Linked DNA regions of Homo sapiens: region 1 is linked to region 2. Evidence: read pairs that join two places in POLR2A ChIA-PET (ENCODE). Cell type or tissue: PC-9. All regions are shown on one strand. Each heading gives the region's core, and the rest is flanking DNA. Links, peaks and the distances in the headings are about the cores only.

Region 1 (10,493 bases), core at 2,168-7,167, 650 kb after region 2:
TGCTGGTGCGCTGCACCCACTAACTCGTCATCTATCATTAGGTATATCTCCCAATGCTATCCCTCCCCCCACCCCACAACAGTCCCCAGAGTGTGATGTTCCCCTTCCTGTGTCCATGTGTTCTCATTGTTCAATTACCACCTATGAGTGAGAATATGTGGTGTTTGGTTTTTTGTTCTTGCAATAGTTTACTGAGAATGATGATTTCCAATTTCATCCATGTCCCTACAAAGGACATGAACTCATCATTTTTTATGGCTGCATAGTATTCCATGGTGTATATGTGCCACATTTTCTTAATCCAGTCTACCATTGTTGGACATTTGGGTTGGTTCCAAGACTTTGCTATTGTGAATAGTGCCACAATAAACATACGTGTGCATGTGTCTGTATAGCAGCATGATTTATAGTCCTTTGGGTATATACCCAGTAATGGGATGGCTGAGTCAAATGGCATTTCTAGTTCTAGATCCCTGAGGAATCACCACACCGACTTCCACAATGGTTGAACTAGTTTACAGTCCCACCAACAGTGTAAAAGTGTTCCTATTTCTCCACATCCTCTCCAGCACCTGTTGTTTCCTGACTTTTTAATGATTGCCATTCTAACTGGTGTGAGATGACATCTCATTGTGGTTTTGATTTGCATTTCTCTGATGGCCAGTGATGGTGAACATTTTTTCATGTGTTTTTTGGCCGCATAAATGTCTTCTTTTGAGAAGTGTCTGTTCATATCCTTCACCCACTTTTTGATGGGATTGTTTGTTTTGTTCTTGTAAATTTGTTTTGAGTTCATTGTAGATTCTGGATATTAGCCCTTTGTCAGATGAGTAGATTGTGAAAATTTTCTCCCATTTTGTGGGTTGCCTATTCACTCTGATGGTAGTTTCTTTTGCTGTGCAGAAGCTCTTTAGTTTAATTAGATATCATTAGTCACAACTATATTAGCCACAACTAATGAACCAATATTAATACATTGTCATAAATAGAAGTCTACACTTCATTCAGATTTCCTTCCTTTCTATCTAATATCCATTTTCAGTCCCAGAATTCCATCCAGCATTCAATATTAAATTTAGTTGTCATGTTCTTGGAAGCATATTTCAACTCTTATTTTTCAACTTTTTCAATATCTATTAAAACAAAATTTTTGATCTTTCAGAATAACATTCTAAAATATTTTTACAATTATTTTAACATTTGAATGGTACTTTAAAATAATTTTATATACCTTTAAAGTTAATTTAAAAAAATCTCACTAAAATTTATAAAAACAATTATATGATGATACATAATTAAATATGGTATGGATCACATCATGTTATTGGAATATTTGGAAAGCATAAGGTAACAAAAGAAATCTCTGTAAACTCCCACTGCCAAGACGTAATAATTTGAAAATTTTCATTATAGTTCTTGTTTTGCTTTTATCTAGGTATCTATTTTTTTAAAAAAATACAAATCACATTGCGTTTAGTTTTCTTTTTCCTACTTAAAATGTAGACTATTTGCAAAAAGCACTTTCTTTGTTACAAAAATATTCTACTCCTATATAAGCCTTTATCTTAAAACTCATTTCCCTACTGGTAATTTAAGTCTGTTTCAAATTTTTCTCTTTATATGTAATTTCTAACTGAATTTTTTGACAATAAATATGTATCTCATTTTCAGACTTCTTTGGGAGCTTTGCGTTTATTTATCATTTGCCACTTTTCAAACAGAATTTGCAAGTGCACCAAAAATGCATATAATACATTTAGTACTTATTCTATGATAAAGTGTTAAGGTAGATTACTTGAAATAAATTACTCCATTAAGTAACATAATCATTGTAAACCTTTTGATAACCATTTGCAAGTTCCAGAAAAGTTTTACTGAAAAGTACTGTGTGAAAGTGTTTTCTCAGAAACCTCACCAACGCTGGATGTTTTCCTTAAGAAAAGTTAGTTTGTTAAATAAAAATATTACCTTTTGTATACTTGAAATAGAAATTGAAATATTGAAATATTTTTAAATATTTCTAGTCATTAGAAGCCCTTTTATAAACTACTAATTTATATCCTTTATCCACTTATCTATTATAATGCTGGGGGCTTATCATACCAATCTGAATTAGTTCCAAATAAATTAAAGTTATTAAAATCTTTAATATATTTTGTGTTCATATTAAAATAAATTCAGTTGTTCAGACACATTGAAAACATTAAATGTTTATGTACTCAAAATATTAGTTTTTATCTGTAAAATCTCCTGTGGCTTTTAAGGTTAAAATGTATTTAGTTTTCATTTACAAATAAATATGATGTTTCATTTATTTTATTTTATCTGTAGTAAATGTTAATCTTCCATGGGCCCTGAGCTCCCTCTACTTCTTGCCAGTTATGCCAAAAATATAAGGCTTTGACCATTCCTTACCATTTTCTGGGTTGAATTTGCAGCCAGCAATCTTGAATGGTGAGGTAACCTATCCACTCGAAAAGTAGGATTGCCTACTACTTACAATAAAAGCAGTAAATTCCCAAGCTCAGATTCCCAGCTGCAATAAAAAAACACATTGAATGCACAGTATCTCCCTGGACCCTTCCACCCCGCCCCACTGGGACTGAAGGCGGGGGTGGGAGGGAAAAGGAGAACAAACGCAAGTAAGATGATTTTGCTACTTGCTGCATTATGCCTAAATAAAGTCTTTTGTCTCTGATACTGGAATTGTGTGTCTTCTGCAAGCATCCACAACACAGTAACAAGCTAACTTAGTTGGTAAGCAGAATAAAACCCCAGACTCTGGCCATTTTGACAAGCATGAAATGTTGGCACAGACAGAATTTTCTGGGAGGGGAAAGACAAGAGCTGACCTGGACTGGGTTTGAAGCTATAAGACTCCCTAGAATCAGTTAATAAATACTTTTGCCTAGGAGGTGGGTGAGGAATACTAGTAAAGCCCCCTGCTCTTATATCTGTGAATGAATCTGAGCAGCAAGAAATGGGATTGAAATGTCACTTAAATGGCTCATGCTTTTCCAGGTAGGAGGAAGAAGGATGTTTTCATGACAACAGGGAAGTAGGTGGACATATAGCTAAAGGAAATGGTTTCAGCAAGTTGGACTTAGAACTTTAATTGCACAGAAAATATTAAAAGACTGTTGAGCCTGGGAGACCAAGGGTACAGTTCCTTAAAACTGTTAAGTAAATGCTAAGTCTAGTCAAGTCTGGAGCAAAGCTGCTTTCCCCTTCCATGCACTCTTACATGTCCCTCTCTCTCCTTTGTACTGACCTCTCTTGCTTCAGGAAAAAAGGCTGAGTATGCTAAGGAACATTGGGAAGAAGAAGCACTCACAATTTTATAGCTATGTTGAATACAGGCACACAAGTCACTATTCTAGTTGAGTTCCTCGAGAGGGTATGCTAAACATAGAGGTGGCCATAGGGCCAAGAATTTTGGGGAGGAACCATAAAGGGAGGAAGGTGGAGTGGCAGAAAAGGGTCCCCAGACTCAAGTCTGGAGATGCACTTGAGAGGAGAAAATGCTTAACCTGAAGCTGCAGACTGTAGGGAAGAAAACATCATTTCTCTTCTCTCCCTTTTTAGATTCTTAGTTGAGACACTCTCCTGAAAACTAACATCAAATTAATAAATGAAAAACAAGCAGAAGCTTATTAACAAATGCTGTACCCATCATTTGGAGAAGCCTCAGTTCAAAAGTATTTCTCTCAGAAAGCACTGGCTTGGGCCTTGATTAAATAGCATTTCAACAAAGAGGCATAAATCCTATAGAGTGACAAGACAAAAAAAAAAAAAAAGAGCAGTTGTAGTCTTTTAAAAAGTGAAAAAATGTGGGAAGACAGTAAATCTGTTTCCAGATTTTTCTGGTGCCTGCTGGTGCCTTCTCTGGCCTGATAAGTGCTGTCTACAGTAAGGAAGGATTGATGTCTGGCCATCAGGCAAACAGAGGTTGAGGCAGAGTGCTTTCTTGCGTCCTTGATGTTTTTAACTTAACAATCCTCAATATTTCAGGGAAAAATACTTGTATTTCCTTCAGGACAGAGAAAGAAAAATAATTTCCTCTATGACCTCTTCCCACATCTTAGTCCCTCGTGGCCTTACTTCCCTGATTCCTGTACTTTTGTGTTACAGAATAGTATAATCTCCCAGTGGCTGTGGCTAGAGCCCCTGACCAGTATAGTTAAACACTTTGGTCTATGTGCTTGAGAAGGAAAAATGTACTTGGACTCAACTAATAGATTTGGGCAAATTGCAGTGGAAAAGGAAAATTAAAGCGACCTCAGGGAGGGGAGGGGGCAGCCTTTGGGGCTATTCAATGTACTGTTGTAGTTTCCACTATTGGATGTATAATTGGAATTAATGTGCTATGTGCTTGTACTGTAAGTGCTCATAAAGTCTAGAGTTAATTTTTCTGTGCAGGTACTGCGCAATGTAGAGTGGTGATTCCTGTCTCCCCCTATGTGGTCCAGCAAAAACAGAATAGAATCCAGGAGGAAGGAGGAAAGAAGAAAATCACAGCTTTCGTGATCATTTAGCTGACAGTTGCTGTGGGAACACTAGGAGTGGCAACTTCCCAGTACAAGGGCGCCACCTGCCTGAAGCAAGTAAATTCCTTCTAAACGGAAGAGAGTTTTTGTCCTGCTGAAACTGAGCAGCTGCAAGCTGGAAGTTTTGAGTCCTCCCATATTAGGGTGGATCAATCAGACTCCATGACTGACAAGAGACCAGCAAGCCTTGCTGATCAAATGAAATGGTATAGTTGGCTTGGCCCTGGTGGCATCTCGGTTTTACATGAAGTGGTTGCACCTACCCTTTTAGGGGAAATTTTATTTCTCATTCTGCTGTCTGAATCAAAGCTGCAAGCTCAATGGAGGCCTTGATTTACAGAGTTTCCTCTAAAGGCTTGGACCTGATTCCCTGATGATTCAGCTGAGTTAATAGCTGATAGTGTCCACTGGGTGGCATCCCCAGTCTTTCCCCGATAATAACTCTGGAAGACCAACTGCAGTAAGTTTCAGAACGAGGGGCTGAATTGAAAGCCATCATCACATCACCGTTGCCTTAGATAATACTTTTAAAGACTATATAATACTTTTAAATAATAATTTTAAAGACAAAATGTTCGATTTTGACTCTCTCTTAGACAATTGCCAATAGCATACCCAACTGCACTGCCACTTGGAAAACTGGCGAACTGTGGCAATAAGCCACAGCTGCCTATCAGATGTTTGAGTTGCTTAAATACCCATGCTAATAACCTGTTCTCTGATAAGACTGGCTGAAATCCAGCTCCGAATAAAACCTGCACTGCCTAGATGACCATGACTGCCAACTAGCTGCAGCATTAAACCGCACATGACAATTCATCCAACATTAGAGACTGCGCACAAAAATAGACTTTATGTTTTGATAAGTTACTGTTGCTTATCAGACTTTTGACTCCTGCTGAAAGATAGCCATTTGTCCAGTGGTAAAGAAGGCCACAGGATGTAGAGCCTATAGTGACCCCACCTGCTCCTGACAGATTGACTACATTGGACTTTTGACCTCCTCTCAGGGTTATCAATGATGCCACACTCATTGCTGTTGACATGTTATCAAGTTACATTATTGCTCTTCTCGTCCAATTGGCCAATTCCAGCCACACTACTATGGCCCTTGAAACTAATCTGTGTCACCTTTTCAGGTTTCCAGGCCATTTGCAGTCAGAAAATACAGTGTCTTTTATCACAAAAGCCAGTTAACAATGGACCAGTAGTCAAGAAATGTCATAGATATTCCACATTCCCTACCTTCCATAGACATCTGGTATTACCAAATGGGGAAACAGCCTCCTCAAAATTCAGCTCAAAAATTTCTGACTCTATCTCCCTCTTCCCCTACAAGTCCCTATACTTAATAAGGCAGTTTGGGCATGAAATAGTCATCTTTTTGAATGGATCATCTCCTCTTAGCCATTTCCTGAGTAATGATCAGGACAAATGGAGTGAATGGTTATATAGACCTATATTAAAGATTCAGGTTCTGCACTGACAGTACTTGGGTTTGATGCCTTCTTCATTCCCTTGACAACCACCCCTTAGGGTTGGTAAATCTCTGGGTGGAAGCTGAGACAAAAAGGGGTTTGAGCACTCAAACTTAATTCTAATTGAGCTATTTTGATTATTGGAACAAAATAAATATCATGACCACTTTTGTGAGCTACCTCGTCTTCCTGCATTGAGTCTCCCTTAGTGACCCATGCAGGCCAAGTTGGGAGATATAATAGATATAATGCCCTTGTCCTACATGTGCCTGACCCTTCTAGATAAAGATCTGGGTGAGAATCGGGGATGACTGGAGAAAAGTTGAATGTATAGCCATTGAAATGGAACATGTGGATTTTTTAGTAGTGGAGGAAGAAAAACCCTGGCACATAGGGAACACCTCAGCTCCAGGAGACTCAGGAAAGAGCAGAACAATTAATGGTCCCTTTTCCCCATAGGTCTAGCACCACAGTGTGGTTAATCAAGAGGCAACTACACTTGACAATCTGAGTCAGTGCTGTGTTTGTCCAGAGCATCCAAGTGCTATGAAAACAGAAAAACTCATATGTATATGGTTTGTCCTCTACCACTCTGCTGTTCTTGATGCCCTAATAGCAGCTCTGGAACATGGAGCCTCATTATGTATAAACAAACCTATGGATCTGCACAAACTTGTCTTAATTTTCCGAATGCTACAAATCCATATGTTTCTCCTGAGGCCCAATCAGCCTTGGATAACACCATGTATGATCATCATGACTGAAGATCTTCGGTGATTCTGCCTATTTACTTACCCAAATCAATGTTATGTGATCCAAGTCAAGTTTAACAGCAAATCCTGAACTGGAATAACCAGTGCCCCTTCATGTAATGTTTGTATACTGGGGAGATTGGCAGTGGAATGTCTCTGGGGGGTGGCTTTTTGGCCCATCTATTGCTTGCTGTAATTATTGACAATGACAGCAAAGATCAACAAGTCAGTCTTAAGTCCCTTGCAGGGCTCTCCATGTGCTGAAATTTATATCATATTCTGTATCCCTTCATCTAAGGCTTTACAGTATGAGCCTTATTGTTTCCAGGTGTAACACTTGTATCTTAAAAACAAAAAACAAAAAACAAAAAATGATACAATTTCAAATCTACTGTTTTCAGAAATCTAATTTGAAAATAATAGTTGAACACTTAATCTTTTGTTCTACCACAGTATTCCCTGTCCTGAGAAATTAAGTAAACGTTTCAAGAAGTAAAGTACATCACATCACTGATTCATTGATGGAGCACTGCAGGGCAAAATGATTTACTGAGATTTTTTAAAAGGGGTGAGTTTTCTCTCTTCTGTCAGTATTGATTAGATTTTCAGAGGGAACCTCTCCTTCAGAACAACTAAGACAGGTTTTTGAGCGACTTCTATCTTCAAGCAACCCATTAAAAGGATTAAGGGAGATAAGAGTAGGGATCTGGGGACTGGGTAATAGGATAACACTCAGGGTATATGTGCCCAGAAGCACAACTATCCAGGCACTGGGGTCCTGGACCCTGCACCAGCAGTAAAAATGGAAGCTTAGTATACAACATGTGCAGCATAAAAAATCAAATTCAGTAGATAAAATTCCTTTGGGAAAACTGATTAACAATATGATGACAAAGTTGCTTCTTTACCTCTTACCTTTGAGAAAGTTATTCCAAGATTGTTCAAAATCAAATGAGAGATAAATGATAAGTAAAATAAATAAAAGAGGAAGTACTTTTTAAACATGTCAGAAACCACGAACCAGGCCAGGCACGGTGGCTCACATCTGTAGTCCCAGCACTTTGGAAGGCCGAGGTGGGCAGATTGCTGAGGCCAGGATTTCAAGAACAGCCTGGCAAACATGTTGAAACCCTGTCTCTACTAAAAAAAAAAAAAAAAAAAAAAATACAAAAATTAGCCGGGAATGGTGATGTGTGCCTGTAATCCCAGTTACCTGGGAGGCTGAGGCACGGGAATCGCTTGAACCCAGAAGGCGGAGGTTGCAGTGAGCCAAGACTGTGCCACTGCACTCCAGCCCAGGTAACAGAGTGAGACTCTGTCTCAAAAAAAAAAAAAAAATGCACAGATGTGCAAAGACTGTTAAAGATTATTGCCAGAATCGAGTTAATTCGACATGGGTATCTAGAATATAAGGTGAAGTACTGAAGATCAATATAAAAATTTTAAAACCTAATTGGAAAAATATGGATGAAAATATAAATCCATTTTTCATGGAAGAGAAAATAAGGATTGCCAAGAAGTATGTTTAGGGTGCTCAACTTCACCGGTAATGAGAAAAATGAAAGTAAAGAAACAATGAAAAATCACTCGATACACATTATGTAGGCAATGAATACAATACTGGTTAAGCCAATGTTTATGAGGATGAAGTGTAAACTTGGGAACATTCTAGAGTGCAGTCTTGAATTAAAGTTGTGTATATCCCATGGTCCTGTAATATCTCTTCTAAAAAAGGTTTCACCAGAGAAATTCTTGGATAGATGCATTAAAAGGCATGTATAGACACTTTATTCAGTATGGTGTGTGTTTAATTGCAGGATCTGTTGCTGTCTATTACTAGGCATTTGTGAATACAATTTGGTGAATGCATAAGAAAGAATATTATATAGCCACAATATTAAAGCATCAATGTGGGTATACATAAAGCAATATGGATGGCTCTTAATAGAATAATTTTGAGTCTGAAAATAGCAACAGAATATGATTCATAACTATTTCATTTATGGAAATTGAAATATACACACAAAACATCATTGTTTATTTTTCAATTTAAGTACCTATATCAATCACATTATAATGAGCCCCTATTGCAGGAAGAAGAGAAGGCATGAGCAATGGGAGGAAATGAAATAATATAAAATAAGAAAAAGGCCCAGTACAGACGAATGATAATTACTTTTTATGAACCAATGAGTTGTGAACTAAATTCATCTCTACTTGAGACCCAAATATGGGTGGCGGTAGGTCCCCATTAAAAGCCTCTCCAAAATTCTTAAATTTCTAAGAGATATGTTAACAGAAACATTCAGTGAGTTAATTCAAATGATTGACTAATTTGGGGACTTTGAGATACTAAAGTGAAGCGAAGGAGGAAGTCTTTTTTTTTTTTTTTTTTTTTTTTTTGAGACAGCCTTGCTCTGTCACCCAGGCTGGAGTACAATGGTGCCATCTTGGCTCACTGCAACTTCCGCCTCCCAGGTTCGAGCAATTCTCCTGCCTCAGTTTCTTGAGTAGCTGGGATCACAGGCATCCGCCACTACGCCCGGCTAATTTTTGTATTTTTAGTAGAGACAGGGTTTCACCATGTTGTCCAGGCTGGTCTCGAACTCCTGACCTCAGGTCATCCACCTGCTTCTGCCTCCCAAAGTGCTGGGATTACAGGCTTGAGCCACCACACCCACCTGGCCAGGAGGAAATTTTTAGTGTTTTCAAGCATATAACTCTCCCAAAGCTGACAAAAGCAATGCTCATTAAGTGGCAAGTTCTGTTACAGTGAGCTCTGGAATATTTTAAAAGATGCCTTAGAGGCTCAGTGAATGAAGCTTTGGTCTCCTCTTTCAAGAAAGCAATTTTGTATATATTTGCTTTAGTAAGATTTAATTTGGCACAATAATCTATCATAAAAAATTATTTCCATTTTATATTTCATTACAAACCTTGAACCATAACTGAATTTAATACTCTGACTTTGGATTACATATAATGCTTTTGTAATATATGAATGTTACCTTTATAATGTCTTCCTATTTTATTTCATCAAGAAAATAATGGCAGATGTAAGCAGTTATTCTTTGGTTTGTGCTAAAAATGGAACACAACTTAGTACTACTTATTATTTTAAAGTGCAAAGAATTATGTAAGGAAGTTATATTTGAATATTATAATAATTTTGTTTTAATGTTTTAGGATTTCATGCAGAAATATGAATCATCTGATCTGATTAAAAACATAGTTAAATTATTACATTTTAAAATCACTTTTAGATTTTTAATATAGCAAATAACAAATTTAAATACTAATTCAAATTTATTGCATTATTTTCTCTTAGTACATGTACTATAACTCTTATTATGTCTTTCATTTCTCTGATGATAATACGGATTTTGGAAAAGTTGTTTCAATAGAAATATAGTGAAAGATATATAAAAACTCTAAAAATTAAATTATTAAATTTAAGATATAGATGGTGGGGATGATCAATTTTATCAGGTATTGAGAATGGGAAGTATTCATTAAACTAGCCCAGCAAAATTCTTGCTAAAACTGGATTAAGTGTGCCAAGGACTGAGCCCAAGGTTGAAACCTAGTTGAGAAGAGGGCTCAGAGGAACCTGACTCGAATTTGGTCAAGGAGAGGATCTTTGTCAGTGATAAGGGATTAGAAACTGATTTGTTTTACGGTGTTCAGGTAAAATGGAACAGTGACTTGTTCAGGTA
Region 2 (10,493 bases), core at 2,962-7,961:
AACAGAGGGTAGAAAGGTTAATTATCAGGGGCTGGAGGACAGAGGGAGGGGCAAAAAAAAAGATGTTTATCCAAGGAATCAGTTTTAGTGATCTACTATACTGCACAGTGACCATGGTGACAGTAAATAAAATTTATTGCATATTTCCGAATTGCTTAAAAATAGATTTTTAACATTCTCACCACAAAAAAATACGTGGGCGAGGTAATGGATATGTCAATTGGCTTGACTGAATTCTTCCATTATGTATACATAGATCAAAACACCACATTGTATCCTATAAATATATACAATTATTATTTGTCAACTAAAAACAAATAAAAAATAATGAAAGGTAAAGAAAAAAATACTAAAACATGAGAAAAAGTGGGTGTAGTTAATACTACAAACAATTACAGAAAACACTGAAAACTACTTTATGATAATATATAAGTATACATATACACACTTATAAAAAATGCTTGGCCTACTCTGGGAATGACAAAACTGTCATAAGTTACATGCTTATTATTTAATCATAAATATTCTTACAAATGAGAAACTGAACTCTCTATTTCTCAGCTCACAACTTTCTTCATATTATTTTACTCACATACTATCATCCACACAACCATCAAGAATAGGTATACCATGTCAAGCTAATTTTCCATGTTATTTTATGTTTAATCCTCCCTCTTTCGTTGTCTACTTACTGATCATAACAGACACCGTGTTCACGTTGGGGTTGAAAGAGCAGCGTCCTTTTCCAGATTCACACTTGGAGTCAATCATGAAAACTTGGTCCTTTATTGTAGATAAAATTTAAAATGTGGCAATGATAACTTATTTAGTGAAGACAATTGTTCATTAGTAAAACAAAGCATCATTAAAATTAATATGCTTTCTAGTTGGTTGCTTATTATGCCTTCCAATTTACTACATTAAGATTTACTCAAACTATGAGAAGAATCGATCTGTAATTACAAGCTAACCTCAGCAGGGCTAGCCCTCTTTCTATTGCACTCCCCAGAGAGCTGATCCAAGAAGTCGTTCTCCTCAAATCAACATCAGCAAAAATCACTTGAAAACCAAGTATTATTATAAATCTCAACTAGATGCGTTGAACATCAGCCAAAAGAAGAAAACTGTCCACAGAGGAACAATCTATGTAAGGACTATACTATTTTCAAAATAATTAAGATTTTTTTAAAAATAGCATTTTATGTTACTGTTTAATTTTATCATATAAAGCATTGTACAAGATTCAACAAAATAATTCATAATTCATATTTAAAATGTGTCATTTACTCATGACTTTATTTAACAAAAATTCACTGAGCATCTGCCATGTACCAGAAACTGACTAAACACTGGGGATATTGCAAACAAAATACACTAAAATCTTTGTCCTCAAGTAATTTATAACCTAGTAAGAAAGGTAATAAATAATTAAAATATGGAAATATGGAATATGTTAGATAGTGCTTGCTACTGAGAAGGAAAGTTAAGCAGGAAAAGGGAAGAGAGAAGACTATAGATTGGGGGCAATAGATTCAATGGTTTTAGCCTCACCAAGAAGAAATATCTTGTCAGTATAAATATGTACCTTTTTCTTACATAAAGTTAGTACAAGCCCCCTACCAAAATTCAAAGTAAAAAAAAAATGACCATTTTAATAAGGTCAAATAAGATGATAAGGAATCTTAATTATCAAGCTAAGATTTTTGAAAGTTATCCTGAAAGAAATATGAAGTCAATAATATTTTTGAGTGTGGAAATGGAAAGATCAAAACCTTGCCCTAGAAAGTTGGACTTTATCTTGAGCTTTAAGGAGATTGGGAATGAAATGTATAAAAACAGGCACTGCATTCAGGAAAATTGGTTAGTTTCCTATTACAAGAGTCCAGAGATTAGGAGGTAATAATCTGACATGGCATGTTTTCAGTGGTCAAGGTAAGAGCAGCAGAGATGTAAGAAAATTTATATAGTCGCAATCAACAGAGGTGGGCATCAGTTATAATTCAGTGGTTCTAATTTCATTGTACTTGTTGTCCTTTTCACATTGCCTCCACATCCTGAAAGGATACATCTATTACATTCTCTGTACATGCCTCCAAACTACTGTTTTGTAAAAGGTAACCTAAAAAGGTAAATCCAAACAACTATATATTTGTGATAATCAATCACAACCAATTTCTAATTGATCATACTCAGGAAAACAAAGATGATTCTAAAGTTTTGACTCCTTGAAAAAATAAAGCTAATACATAGTTGTTTGAGTTTCTATACTACTGCAGGACCTCCCTAAACATAATAGAGAATAATAGAGCCTAAAAAGAATCACAGTCCTCCAGCCTAAAAAGGTTCTTTCTGAGCATCCTAAGATCTTCATCAATGAAGTCACTCTACAGGTGATGAAAAAATATGACTTGTCCAGAAGACCACGTAGTTAAAGGCTGATAATAGCACAATTTGAATTCAGTCTCCTGACTCCTAGTGAATCCGATTTCCAAAAGATCTTCATTCATGTAACCACTAAACTAAATCAATAATCATAAACCAGAAGAAAAACAAACAACAAAAAAAATAGTAAGCCTTGTTGCGGTTCTAGAGCTGGAGACTGATTTGACCAAATAAGTGAGAGTTCGTCTTGCAGGAATTGGTAAGGTTGTTTAGGTACCATTTGCTCTCAACTGACCTACTCCTACATTGCACAGCACTCTAGATCTAGATCACCCCCACCAGGAGCAGATGTGGTCTACCTAATAACTATCTCAAGCACCCTGAAATAATTCCTAAAACTTGTCTCCTGAGAAATCTTCTCTGTTTCTCCCCAGTTCGTTAGGCTTTTCTCTTTTTGACTTTGATTGCATGTTTTTGTTGTTGTTGTTGTTTGTTTGTCTTTTAAAGACAGGGTCTAGCTCTGTCACCTGGGCTGAAGTGCAGTGGTGCGATCTCGGCTTACGGCAACCTCCACATCCCAGGTTCAAGCGATTCTCATGCCTCAGGCTCTGGAGTGGCTAGGACTACAGGGAAGCACCACCACGCCTGGCTATTTTTTGTATTTTTTTTTTTTTTTTTTTTTTTTAATAGAGACGGGGCTTTCGCCATGTTCCCCGGGCTGGTCTAAAACCCCTGGGCTCAAGTGATCTGCCCGCCTTGGCCTCCCAAAGTGCTGGGATTACAGACATGAGCCACTGTGCCTGGCCAGATTCCATTTTTAATTTCAATAAATTTTTTAATTTCAATAAATTTTGACACAACATTCGATTCCTTGAATGTATGACTTTTTTCATTGCATCCACACCCTAAAGGAATACATCTATCTACATTCTCCATACTTGCCTCCAAACTACTAAACATTTTGTAGAAGGCAACCTAAAAAAGTAAATTCAATACATTACAGATTTGTGATCACCAACCACAAGTGGATCCCCTACAATGTACAGTGGCCTTTCAAAGATTCTCTTATCACAACTGGTTCTGTCATCAAAAATTTCAGGCCTTTGCCACTAAAGCCAAATCCTGATTTTTCTGATCCCCTAACTTATTCTCAACTCACATTATTGCTACTTTGCAGAGAAAGCAAAGCCCTTAAATGATATATCTTCAACTCCTCACTACTAAACACACAAATATCATATTTAGTAATGTAATATTATATTGATATATCCACTAATACATGAGACTAGTTCTCTTACTTTGAGGCCAATTCTTTGGATTTCATTGCTTTGGATTTCATCTTATCTCGTCTTTTTAGGCACCTTAGATTTCCATTATTCCTTGTGTTTCTTTGATACATACTTTCATCTTAATAATTGGAGGCTTTATGCCATTATTTAAACAACCCCTTCAGCTCCCATATACCATTCTCCTTATAAACCACACTTCTCAGGGAATTACGTACATCCTCACCACCATTTTCTGACTTGTCATTTTATTTTCAATCCACTTTAATTCAGCGTCTAACGTCAATTATTGCATTGAAACACTTATTGATAAGATCTTTAATGACAATTATGGTACAAAACTCAGTGCTTATTTTTTAGACCTCATTTTACTTGGATTCTCAATGGCGCTTGGAATAGTTGAAAACTTCTATGTTTTTACAATGACTTATTTTTATTTCCCAGAACCAACATAGTCTTTTTTTCCCCACCCCTCTTTCTCTGTTCCTTTTTTTTTTCTTTTTTCTTTTTTTTTTTATTTAAGACAGAGTCTCGCTCTGTCGCCCAGGCTGGAGTTCAGTGGCCACGATCTCAGCTCACTGGCGAGCTCCGCCTCCCGGGTTCACGCCATTCTCCTGCCAGCCTCCCAAGTAGCTGGGACTACAGGTACCTGCCACCACGCCCAGCTAATTTTTTGTATTTTTAGTAGAGATGGGATTTCACCATGTTAGCCAGGATGGTCTTGATCTCCTGACGTCATGATCTGCCCGCCTCGGCCTCCCTAAGTGCTGTGATTACAGGCGTGAGCCACCGCGCCCAGCCCTGCCTGTTCTTTTTAGGCTTGTTTGTAAGTTCATGTTCCTCTAATTGGCCATTAAAGTTAGGAGACCCTCAAGTCTCAACCACCGTCATTCTTTTCTTTTTACTCTAACTCCCTCTCTGCATAATTAAATCCACACTTTTCTTGGGCTCCAGTTACTCTTATAAAACAATGACTCACACGTGTATATACTCAGTCTTATATTTAACGGCCTACTTGATATCACTAATTGGATCTTTCCATGGGATCTCTCATTCAACAGACCAAACTCAGGCTTATAATCTTTACCCTATACATGGTCTCTTCATTCTCATCTCAGTTCATGGCAACTACACAATTAAAGAGGCTGAAAATAACAAACAAGAAAAGTGTCAGCATTTATATCATTTCCTTTTCCTTATCCAAATCCATCAACATCATCTATACTATTTTATACTTCATACCATTTTATACTCTCTGTCACCATTGCTATCACCTGAGTACAACGATCTCTTTTGTGGTCTTCTATGTCAACTCTCAAACTAATCTCCTACAACTTTTCCACCCCCCACGCACCGTGCCACAAATCATCTGTTACCTAACACATAAGTGACAACACAATTCTGTTCCTGCCATTTTCTGCTGAAGATTGTTCCAATTTACTTCTCTGTTGACATATAAGTAGCCTTTAAAGCTTTTAAGGTCTTTAAAGCTTTAAAGTAGCTTCAACATGATTTTGATTCTGCTTTTATTCTCATTAAATGAATATTTCTGGATTGAACAATGAGAGAAAATAATAGAGAGTAGGTGGTGAAAAATTAAAAAGTAGGCATAGCAAAGTGTCCTATGGTCACAGACGTCAATAAAGGCAATGAAAAATACAGAGCATGAATGGTGGAATTTAATGTCACAGATCGTTCTAGGAGAAGGGATACAAAATGAGGGAGTCAATTTGGTCACTGAGGAATCTGCCATTAATTAAACAGTTTTAGTTAATGTGTAGGAGTGAAATATTAGAAAGGATGAATAAAGGCATAGAGATTAGGAGCACAAAAGCTGGAAATTCAGCCTCCTACTCTGAGAAGCTTAGTAATGAAGTAAAAGAGAAAGGAGAAAATTAGAAAAAAGAAGTCACAGAACCAAAAAAAGGATTTTAAGGGAAAGAAACCCAATCCTTTCTTTAAATGGGCAAAAAAAAAAAAAAAAAAAGTAAATGTAGAGGAAAGGGAATGAAGATATAAAACAGAGTGATGAAGGTTATTTATCAAAGAACTTAATACAGAAAATGTATAATTTTTCTTCTGAAACAGAAAAAATCCTACAAAAAGATACTGAAACAGACTAGATTGGTGGCAAATTTCATTCAAAAAGCATAGGGGATAATTTTGATACCTATGACACTCTTGGTCACCTGTGATATTCTTGGTCAGTCTAAGGTAAAGTTATCTGCTTGATAAGGGTCAGGGTCAGGGGAGCTTAATTGGTATCTGGGTGTTGAAACAGATGTTATGAAAACATCTGATGAAATCAAAGATAAGATGTGGTAATATTCCAAGAATTTGTTGCAAAATTAACCAATCACCATTTTTGTTGATGTTTTATTCATTCATTTAAAGTCATGATTCACTTGTATTGCTTTATCTTTTTCCAGGAACAGAAGACAAGGAGTAAAGATAGTAGACACAGGAGAAGAACCGTGGTTAGGTCTTCATGTAGCAAGGATTCCAGGCTCTTTAGGTGAGTGAGTACTGTTGAAATCTCAGAAAGCTCTGAATCAGTCTCGCAAATAATAGAAGAGAAATGGGGTATAACAAAAGCATGTGATGCTCCAAACACGAAGTAGGCTCATCAAATATTCCCCTAGAACCAATGAATATCTATGAACACAGACCAATGAAGGATGGTAGGTAATGTCCCAGATATAAAACTGAATAATTAAAGTAACTCTGCCAACCTAACTTGGTTCACCTTCTATTCAAAATTAGGTTTGAATAGATGAAAAATGTCATCTCTTAATAATAATACAAGAGGGTCAGCAGTAAGTATCACCCATGGTCATTACAAAATACAATCTTAGTGATAGAGAAGAATTCTCTCAAAATAAAACTTTCTGCATCACGTGGTCATTTTATGCTAGGAGATCTTTTATCCTAAACTAAAAGAAAACAAATCCATTGTAAGATTGATTAAACTGTGTAGTTCTATATTTACAATATGGCTTTTATACTACAAATATATAAAAGTGATGTTATGGTGAAACTCTCCGACTAGAGTGAACTATCAAGGACTACATTTTATAAAGCTTAAAAATCATAACCCTGTTCATACCTAAATTGGCTCTTAAGATGTTCACGTATTATTTCAGAGATTCATTAATGAAACTGCTTCTCCTTTGAAACGTATCTTTTGAAGTGAGACTAAAGTAGTTCATATTTAGCAAAGTGATTAAAATGTATTCCATGCTGGTTTTCCAAAGGAGATTATTTTTTTGGACAGAATTTCCAATTAAGCTTTGAAGTGCATAGTGGGCAATTCGTACATGGGAAAATAATTTTATTTGAAATCTGTGCTCTGAAAATGGCTATGCTATTGTTGGCCTGTACAGTGACTGCACAGACTTCAGGGAAGTGTCTGACAGATTGCAGACGTCTAAGGCAGTAGTTTACTTAATCAATTGATCACAGGCATGTGGTTTTAATGACAAGCTCAATGCAGCCAACTGTATTCTTCCAAAAAGCATAACTTTACTTTTCCTGTAAGAATTGTAATATTTCATAGCATCTTGAACCACATTAAAAAATGTCTCATTTTGGGGTCAAATTATAATTAGTTATTTTTAAATGACTTTTTATTCATTAAAAGATACTTATGTATAAATTACATGTCTGAAAAACAACTTAAAAAAACATTGTTCAGTCATATTAGAACTAAAATAGATTAATCCTTGTTAAAGGAAAATAAGCTTTAGATCAGTAGACATATTTATTTTTTTCAAAATTCTAATCTCTAAAATCAAATTAAAATATTATTTAAAAACTGGACTTTCTATATTTAAGTTGCATAATAAAACCAAACCAAGTTTGAAAATTCAGTTTTTAAAATAATTATGTTAAGTAAAACAACATGTTTGACTAAAAGAATGAGTAGTAACTCTCTTGGTGTAATGTACTTTCCTTAGTCAACAGCTGTGGACTGGGATAACAAAGACAGGCTTAAGTAGCACAGGTGAAGTTCAACCAGCCTCATATTTGACTATACATTAGCTATATATTTGACTAGTGTTTAGCAAACATCATACCATAATGCCGCATATCACCTTAACTAATTTAAGAATAAGGCTGGAATAGCCTAATGTAGGATGATGTTGGTCTAAGATAAAAGTATGATTTGTTAATTACATCAAGTTCTTTTCAGCAGACACTTGGCATCCCACTTTATACATCTTTTACAGATATATATTTATAAAATTTTATTGAATTTGAAAGACAAGAAATTACACTAGATTTGAGAAGGTTAAGTTTATGCTACAATATTTCTATAATTTGGAGCAAATATTATTACTGTATTACATTCAAGTAATCTTGAAATTATAACATTTTTCTTTCATCTTTTACAGCTTTACAAATAAAATAGATATACTAAAAATATATACATATACACTAAAACTATATAGTTGCCTCCAACTAAAAGTATACACACACACACACACACACACATATAATACACATAAAAATATATATACTTTTTTAGCTGAAGGCAAAAGGTGATACTTCAAGTAACTTGGCAGACAGGAAAAAATGTAATATAGTTTGTATTTAAAGGGCATGAAAATATTTTATGAATATTGATATGTCCAAGTTTTTACTCTAAAATACAGTTTCAAAAATCCTTGACACTAATATCAAAACTAAGAATGTTAAATAGTTATACTTACCTCTGATCTCCTCCCTCTGTTCAAGTAAGTACAGACAGGACTGAAAGCGCCACTCCCACAGACATACAAATGTGTGCGATTGAAAGTCTGAATTACACGGACAAAGTTCCCACAGCCGTGCTAAAAGAATCAGTAAATAAGCAGTTAGTAACTCAATGACTTTCATTGTTATTTCAGTTAGCTATGTTAACCTGAGATCTTGTATGATAAGTAACAATGAGGTGACATAAACTTTTGATGTATTAGTCCAGGGGCGTCCAATCTTTTGGCTTCCCTAGGCCACACTGGAAGAAGAATTGTCTTGGGCCACACATAAAATACGCTAACACTAACAATAGCTGATGAGCTAAAAAAATAAAAATAAAAATAAAAATCCCCCCAAAAATCTCATGTTTTTAAAAAGTTTACGAATTTGTGCTGGGCCACATTCAAAGCTGTCCTGGGTTGCATGAGGCCCTTGGGCCACAGGTTGGACAAGTTTGTATTAGGCCATATCTTTGGGGAACTATTAGTATATTTGCACCTCTTAAAGGTAATTTGAGAGTACTTATCTAACTTGTAGAAGTAACAAATCAAATATTAAGAAAAACAGTGGCTCAGGAATAGTCAAAACATTATTACAGAAACAGTCAGTCAACAAACATTTACTGATTACCTACTATTTGCCAGGGTATAGTCAAATTCTCTGGGCATCCTTACTGAGAAAAACACAAAAATCTCTACCCTTGTAGAATGCAATTGAACAGAGTTGTCATACATGCCCTGCTTTTTCTATTTCTGTTTTAATCTGGACTAATTCTAATACTTCATTTGAAAATGCTCTCAAATTTATACATATCAATGCAAATATTATTTGGCAATACTTTGCTATACATTTTCCTTTCTGCTCCATTTTTTTATTGTTAAAAGACGTGTTTCCAGAAATATTAAAACAACATGGCTTATTCCACTGATTTATTTCAAGAGAAATATAATCCACCGCAGATAGTAAGTAAAATGCTATATTTCATTATTCTTGTATTACAACACTGTCTAAATTTTTACATCCTGAAACTTTATAAATGTATTCTTTACCTGAGAAAGTTTACAAATTAACACACAGAAGTTATTTTTCCTTAAGTTTTCCTTAAAACATTGAACACACACACATTATACAAACATGTTCTGAATGCACCTGTGCCTATACAAGTTCCATATTACCATTAGTGCACAATGGCAGACACTATTCACCTTAAGAATTGGCAAATAAAACTAATCTCCAACAAAATGCCAGCATAATGATTGCCTTCTATGAGGAATGACATAATCAATCTCTTTGCCCTGGATCTCCTAAAATACTCCTTTCTTCTCTTGTAGAAACTCCTTTCTCACTTGCTCCCAGTTCAAGTAAAGGCAAGGCTGTCATTTATTCACCCAATGAAACAGAATAATTATTGTAATTCTCAATTGACTGTGACCTTGCTGGAGCACAGAAACAGTCAGCCCTAGATGCAGATCTCTGTGACCAAATTAACCACCAAATGTTCCACAGTTACTAGCTTCACTATCCTTTGCTGACTATAATTCAATCAAGCCTGAGATTGAATGACTTCATGAAGTCATTCTCTCAAAGAACATTAATAAAATGATTGTATATTAGAGACAGCATTTTTATAAAAAACTATAAAGAAAGACATCAAAAGTTAACAGTAATTTTTCCCTGGGTGGTCAGAAAATATATGTTGCTTTTCCCCCTGCTAGGTACCATGTATGCTCCTTTTTTTTTTTTTTTTTTTTAGAGACAGAGTCTTGCTCTGTTGCCCAGGCTGGTGTGCTGTGGCGTGATCTCAGCTCACTGCAACCTCTGCCTCCTGGGTTCAAGTGATTCTCCTGCCTCAGCCTCCCAAGTAGCTGGGATTACAGGCATGTGCCACCATACCCAGCTAATTTTTTTTTGTATTTTTAGTAGAGACGGGGTTTCACTGTGTTAGCCAGGATGGTCTCGATCTCCTGACCTCATGAACCACCCGCCTCGGCCTCCCAAAGTGCTGGGATTACAGGTGTGAGCCACCATGCCTGGCCTCTCCTATTTTTTTATAAACCATATCTATTATTTATATTATTTAAAACTAAA

Evidence for each region. Peaks named below come from ENCODE experiments on the same cell type or tissue, not always from the same donor. Only the 100,000 strongest peaks of a DNase experiment are listed, where the experiment ranks them.
Region 1: POLR2A ChIA-PET joins it to region 2 with 6 read pairs; 1 of 35 experiments calls an interaction of 5 or more read pairs at or near these places.

What each region holds. Positions count from the first base shown.
Region 1 is chr7:81,465,619-81,476,111 of GRCh38, forward strand. No RefSeq gene overlaps it. Among named protein-coding and RNA genes, the nearest start is that of HGF, 300 kb to the right of the region's middle. In PC-9, for the core only: CTCF peaks have their summits at 4,603 and 4,811; a DNase peak (open chromatin) is centred at 4,573.
Region 2 is chr7:80,809,919-80,820,411 of GRCh38, forward strand. It overlaps SEMA3C (semaphorin 3C), which reads right to left. Exons shown (of 18, transcript NM_006379.5): 5 at 8,381-8,500; 6 at 693-783. Among named protein-coding and RNA genes, the nearest start is that of SEMA3C, 100 kb to the right of the region's middle. In PC-9, for the core only: no CTCF peak of the experiment used is centred there; no DNase peak of the experiment used is centred there; H3K27ac peaks cover 477 bases.